2 separate regions of the Homo sapiens genome follow, and region 2 is linked to region 1. Evidence: chromatin contacts called from ENCODE Hi-C or POLR2A ChIA-PET data. All regions are on one chromosome and are shown on one strand. The core of a region is the stretch at or near the end of the contact, and the rest is flanking DNA. Distances in the headings are between cores, read along the strand shown.

What was found. Hi-C counts contacts between places; a loop is a spot of excess contacts on that map. ChIA-PET counts read pairs that join two places held with the same protein, here RNA polymerase II (POLR2A). Pooled maps may share reads with other maps.
Region 2: a loop to region 1 is called in a pooled map, with 2.9 times the contacts of the local background. The contact joins the enhancer-like site here to the promoter of SYF2 in region 1. A Hi-C loop is called at or near these places in 2 of 50 pooled maps. POLR2A ChIA-PET finds 5 or more read pairs at or near these places in 5 of 52 experiments (CD8-positive, alpha-beta memory T cell, HEK293, HEK293T and 2 more).

The regions. Positions count from the first base shown.
Region 1 is chr1:25,230,942-25,234,294 of GRCh38, reverse strand. It overlaps SYF2 (SYF2 pre-mRNA splicing factor), which reads left to right and starts at 1,793. Exons shown (of 7, transcript NM_015484.5): 1 at 1,793-1,851; 2 at 2,084-2,191. The coding sequence starts at 1,828. LOC124903881 (a long non-coding RNA gene) reads right to left here and starts at 1,706. Exons shown (of 2, transcript XR_007065555.1): 1 at 1,616-1,706. RefSeq lists enhancers at 1,336-1,585, 770-1,683, 1,826-1,975.
Region 2 is chr1:24,692,592-24,695,944 of GRCh38, reverse strand. No RefSeq gene overlaps it. Among named protein-coding and RNA genes, the nearest start is that of SRRM1, 51 kb to the right of the region's middle. RefSeq lists a silencer at 321-440. Within about 2 kb of position 1,511, at least 14 of the 41 ENCODE cell types and tissues checked have a DNase peak (open chromatin) inside an H3K27ac peak, as active enhancers do.

The sequences.
Region 1 (3,353 bases), core at 544-3,043:
ATATCCAGCACCTTACTTATCTTAGTAACTTTAGCACTGTTAGTAATTCTGGCATTGCCTCTCTGCTGAGCATGTAAGAGTAAACAAGATGGGTGGACTCTGCTGTTCTCCAGTAATAACGCTGATGAGAAAAATAGAAAATCAACAGACAAAAATAAAACTTATGCAATTGGAGAGAATTAAAATAGTGTCAAATGACAGTACTAAAAGTGAGACAGGGTAGTCAGGGAAGACCTGCTTCTATTTTTAAAAATTTATTTTTATGGCCAGGCACAGTGGCTCATGCCTGTAATCCCGGCACTTTGGGAGGCTGAGGTGGGCAGATCATGAGGTCAGGAGTTCGAGACCAGCCTGGCCAACATGGTGAAACCCTATCTCTACTAAAAATACAAAAATTAGCTGGGCATGGTGGCAGGCACCCGTAATCCCAGCTACTCGGGAAGCTGAGGCAGGAGAATCGTCTGAACCCGGGAGCCGGACGTTGCAGTAAGCCGAGATCGGTGCCACTGCACTCCAGCCTGGGTGATAGTGCAAGACTCTGTCTCAAAACAAAAAAACAAAAAAAAATTACTTTTATTTTTTAATTTAGAGACTGATTCTTACTTTGTTGTCCAGGCTGGTCTTGAACTCCTGGGCTCAAGCAATCCTCCCGCCTCCGCCCCGCAATGTGCTGGGATTGCAGCCATGAACCACCACACCAGGCCAAGGGCAAGACCTGCTTCTTGGAGAAAGTGACAACACCTTAAGCTCTAAATGGAAAGAACTTTCCACTCATGGGAATGAATGGCACTGCAGGTTTTTCCTGCTTACTGCAGACAAAACCAATTCACTGAAAAGTGCTACTGCAGTATACAGTTGTATTAACCTGAGGCTGGCCTCAGGGAAGAAGGGTTACCACTCAAGTAAGTTTTCCTGAAGGGTCAGCTCAGAGGTTAGGGTATTTCATAGTTTGGTGTGGGCAGGGCACTAGGGAATGGATGCTGCTGATTGGTTGGAGATGCAATCACAGGGGTGTGGACTACACTCCTCAACAGCTGAGTCCGCCTCTTGGGGGAGGAGTGGGACAGAAGAAGCGGTTGGGTCATGGGTCACGAGTCTGGGTGGGGTCAGTTAGTTGCCAGAATGCGAAAGTCTGAAAAATGCCTCAAAAGACCAATCTTAGGTGCTACGATAACGTTATCTACAGGAATAATTGGGGAAGTTACACATCCGATGTCCTCCGAAACAATGGCTGGTTATCGTTTACTACATTTTAGCAGAATTCTCCCCTCATAATCCTAACCTCCCGGTCTTTCATTAGTTTTATAAAGGCAGTTTCAGCCCCCAAACAAGGAGGGGCCCTGTTTAAGGAAGGGACTATGATCATCCTTGCTTAAAAGTTAAACTATAAATTCTCCCATGGTTAGCTTGGTTTATGCCCAGGAATGAGCGAAGACAGCCGGCCTGCGAGGCTAGAAGCAAGATGGAGTGAGCCATGTTAGATTTCTCTCACTGTCTTTGCAAAGGCGGTTTCCAGGAACAGCGTGCAGAATAGGGGGCTATCAGGCTCCTTTTGGTCATTTCTTCCTAGCCGTCCGATTCTGAGCTCTTCCCAACCCTTTTCTTGGCGACTTACCTCCCGCTGTCCTGGCCCACGCTACTTTTCGCGGCTGCGCAAGACCCTACGCAATCCAAAATATTTCATAGCTAAAAGGGTCCCAACTTCCGGAGACCTCCCGGAAGGGGCGGGGCTTATGGTAGCCCATTCGTACGTATCGGCCCGTTTGTCTGAAGGTTGACGGAAGTGCTCTATCTTGTTGCCGGAAGTGGGAAGAGAGAAAGGTTGTGATGGCGGCTATAGCTGCATCCGAGGTGAGTTCCACCCACCGTACACCGGGGGTTTTGTTGGTGAGGGTTCCGGGGAGCGGCCTGGAGAGAGGTGGAGGCGAAGTCTAGTTTCGCTTCAGGGAGGCTCAGACACTGTGGGGTCAAGTCGGCGGTGGAGGCCCTAGGCCCAGCCTGTGGGGACCGGCGGGGACTCGGCCTGGGCAGTCCTGGGAGAAGCTGAGCCGGCTCTGCCTGAAGCCAGTTCTCCTTGTCGCAGGTGCTGGTGGACAGCGCGGAGGAGGGGTCCCTCGCTGCGGCGGCGGAGCTGGCCGCTCAGAAGCGCGAACAGAGACTGCGCAAATTCCGGGAGCTGCACCTGATGCGGGTGAGTAGTCTTGGAGGCCGGCTTAGATCCGTCATCTGGCCAAGCCTGTGCGCTTTTGTAGAGGGGACGAGGAAGCCACACCACTGCGTCTGACAGACCAACAGAGCAGGATCATCTGAGAGGAAAGCTCTGTTCGGTGGTACTCAACCCTGGCAGCACATTGGGATCATTCTGAGAACATTTGAAAATATAACTGTTCACTCCAGCCCCTCTCCCACCCACATCCAATTTAATGTATCTGGGTTAGGTTTGGGAGTCTCCATTACTAACAACCTCCCTGCTCCGTGATTCCAACAAATTCTTCATTTTACCTAGGGAAATATGTAGAGCTAGAGACAGGAAGAAACTTGTCTAGTGTCAGTAAGAGACCTGGTTCACTTTAAAAAATAATAATCTTCTGTCAGAATCTGTTTGAGTGAAAAGAAAATAATCATCTGTTTTTGGGACTTCTGGGGGAAAAGAATAAAAAGAAAATAAAAAAAATGGCAAACTTTTGAAAGTCTACAGTGTGGTAGTTCAGCCAGTTGATAGGGAATCTGATGTTTAAGTGCCCTGGAGGTGCAGAGGAGGAGAGAGGAATGCAGTTTGTGGGTCTCCAGGGGGTGCCTCATGTAGTAGGTGACACCTAAACTACTGTTTGAAAGCCAGACAACTAAAGGAGTTAGAGAAAGAGATATCCAAGCAAAGGGAACAAATTCAAAGAAAGAGAATTTGTATTAGGGATAAGAGTCCAGCAAATAGCTTGCTGCAGTTGGAGCAGAGAAAGAGAAAAGCAGCCCCTGTTTCACCATGGAGTGACCTGACAGCTAGGCCATGGTTTCACAAAATCCCAAAATCACTCTGACTGTTGTAGTGAGACAAAACAAAGAAGACTTTTCAAATTACAAGAATGACCACATATTTCTTTCTTCTGACTAACACCAGTGACTGTTATTAACAAATACAGCATTAGTCTCACTCCGTTACTTCTGCCTCCTATATAAAAATGTAAGATACTGGGCCGGGTGCGGTGGCTCACGCCTGTAATCCCAGCACTTTGGGAGGCCGAGGAGGGCGGATCACAAGGTCAGGAGATCAAGACCATCCTGGCTAACACGGTGAAACCCCGTCTCTACTAAAAATAGAAAAAATTAGCCGGGCGTGCTGGCGGGCTACACGGGAG
Region 2 (3,353 bases), core at 262-2,761, 540 kb after region 1:
GGAGTCTGGTGTTCCCCTTGGTAGGACAGGCTATGGGGACTGAGTCCTGGACCATGAGGCCAGGGCAGGGCCATGACACAGGCTGAGGGGGAGGCATGCAACCTACCCATCCAGGCCTCTCCCCAGCTGTTGCTGGGTCAGGTGCTGACAGACTTTCTCCCTGCTGAGCCCTCTGGCATGCTTGGAGCTCAGTGGTGATAATCCAGAACTTCTCTTCCCTTGGAGGGCTCTTGCATGGAGGCAGAGTTCTAGATAAGGACCTAGAGCTTTGCCCTTTCTTCCGGCCCACCCTCCTCCTTTCCTGGGGACTTAATGAAGAACACCAGGGACGGAAGTAGTCACTCTTGGGCAGGGACACTTGGCCGCCCTAATCAGCCTGCCTACTTCCTGCCCTGGCTCCTGCTCTGAGATTAAGAAAAACAACAACCTCTTAAATTTAGACAACTTCTTTGCCATACATGGGGGATGCTCACATACATGCCCTTATTAAAAATGTTTTTACCCAATCCTCACAATTTGGATGACAAATTATGATCCCCATTTTACAGATAAGGAAACTGAGGCTGAGCAAGATGAAAGATTTACCCTGGCCTTAGAATTAGTAAGTGTTCAGAGTTTGTTCGTGAACCTAAGTCTTTGTTTTTGTTTTGTTTTGCTTTGTTTTGAGACGGAATCTCGCTCTTGTTGCTTAGGCTGGAGTTCAATGGCAATGGTGTGATCTTGGCTCACTGCAACCTCTGCCTCCCGAGTTCAAGCGATTCTCCTGCCTCAGCCTCCCAAGTAGCTGGGATTACAGGCGCCCGCCACTGCGCCTGCCACCGCAACTGACAAATTTTGGTATTCTTAGTAGAGACGAGGTTTCGCAAGGTTGGCCAGGCTGGTCTCAAACTCCTGACCTCAGGTGATCCATTCGCCTCGACCTCTTGATGTGCTGGGATTACAGGCGTGAGCCACCGCATCTGCGCAAGTCTTTGGTTTTGTACTTTTTTATTCTTTATTTTTTAAAGGTCCTCTACCATTTCCAAGACATAGTCTTTCTCTGTTTCCCAGGCTGGAGTGCAGTGGCACGATCACGGCTCACTGCAACCTTGATCTCTTGGGCTCAAGCCATCCTCCCACCTCAGCCTCCTAAAATGCTGGGATTACAGGTGCATGCCACCATGCCTGGCCCCTCAAGTCTTCGGACTCCTAGCTTTCCCCTCCCTACTCCTATCCTTGAGCTCCTGTGAATGCCTAGAGGGAGTGTTATGTGATCGAAAACAGATGAGTGCTGAGATGTTCAAGCTGAATTTGAATCCCAGTTACATGGCTTACTTTTGCTGGACTAGTTACTCCACCCCTCTGGGCTTCAGTTTCCTTATCTGTAAAAGGAGATAATTATAGTAACCACCCATCAGGTTTGATGTGAGAATGACACAAAGCAGCCACATGTGAAGTACTTGGCACATAATAAGCAGAAAGCACTTAGTGAACCACAGCTGCTGTTTAATCACGGGTCCTGCTGGTGAGGCCACGTCTGTCCCGCAGCTCTCTGCACGTACCCTGTCTTGCTGCTGAGCCTCTGTTGCCTCCAGTGCCTTGCCCCGTGTCCTTGCTGGCTGCTGGGAGGATCAGATGAGATGGTGAAGGGCAAAGGGCATGAAGTATGCAGCTTTTTCTCTGCCGGGGTATGAATGACCACGCAAGACCCGGTGTGTTGGAAGTGAGGCTGCTCCTAAAATTTCATCATCTTCTCTGGACAGAAGTGAACTAAGAAAACCCCAAAGCATCCTCAGATATGTTAATACAACCTTCTGCATTCAAAAAGGAGGAAACTGTGGCCCAGAGAGGAGCAGGGACTTCCTCAAGGTCACACAGCAAGGCTGAGTGGAAGCTGGCCCAGAGCTCTTCCCACCTGGCCACATGATTCCTCTGTCTTCCTTCCCCCGAAGGGACTGACCCAGAGAGACCTGGAAATTGTTGCCCAATGTTTAAGGGCAATTACAGGATGGAAAAGCCATGTCTTAGCAGGAGTGGCCAGTGGAAGGATGAGTACCATGGTCAGGAGTCCATAGAACAATGTGGTTTTCCTGTACCCAGCATCACTGGTGGCCATGGGACAGTAGTGTGTACCCACTATGTTGCCCAGGCTTGTAGTATAAAGGACCAAGGCTGAGCATGGTGGCTCACACCTGTAATCCAGCACTTTGGAAGGCCAAGGTGGGCAGACCACCTGAGTTCAGGAGTTCGAGACCAGCCTGGCCAACATGGTGGAACCCCGTCTCTACTAAAAATACAAAAATTAGGCCGGGCTTGGTGGCTCACACCTGTAATCACAGCACTTTGGGAGGCCGAGTGGGCAGATCACGAGGTCAGGAGATTGAGACCATCCTGGCTTACACGGTTAAACCCCGTCTCTACTAAAAATACAAAAAATTAGCCAGGAGTGGCGGTGGGCACCTGTAGTCCCAGCTACTCGGAGGCTGAGGCAGGAGAATGGCGTGAACCCAGGAGGGGGAGCTTGCAGTGAGCCGAGATCGCACCACTGCACTCCAGCCTGGGCAACAGAGTGAGATTCCATCTCAAAAACAAAAACAAACAAAAAAAAAAAACAAAAAAAAAGGACCAAGGCCAAATGTGGTGGCTTACGCCTATAATGCCAGCACTTGGGGAGACTGAGGCAGGAGGATTGCTTGAGCCCAAGAATTCGAGACCAGCCTGGGCAACATGGCGAAAACCCATCTATATTAAAAATACAAAAAAATTAGCCAGATATGGTGGTGTGAGACTGTAGTCCCAACTACTTGAGACGCTGAAGTGAGAGAATCATCTGAGCCTGGGAGGTTGAGGCTGCAAGTGAGCCATGATAGCTCCACTGCACTCCAGCCTGGGTGACAAAGTGAGACCCCTTTTCAAAAAAAAAGAAAAAAAATAGGACCAAAGACTGAGAAGGTGAGAAGGGTCCACCCTTCCTCCCCTAGAGTCTGGGCCCAGCTCCCACCACTGCCCATAAAAGGAGCATAGTCAGACAAGGCAGATCTGGAGGATAAGATGAGGAAGATAAAAATCATTCTTTGAATGGTATGACTTAGAAAACCTAGGTCAAACTGGCTTCACCATAAGGGGAATTAACTGGATTCGAGGTGAGTCCTCAGGTGAGGGCTTCCTCCAGCAGCTCGAGTGGCGTCACTACGGTGTGGTTTAAAATCAGTCCATGCGTTCTTTGGCACTTCCTTTAAAAGGAATCCTAGTTATGCTTCCCTTGGCTGTGGGCTGGACATAGTGACTTGCTTCTAATGAATAGAAAAAAAGCAAAGATGATAGTGTGCAGGTTGTAGAAGGCACTGTGGCTTCCTTCTCTCTATCACACACAC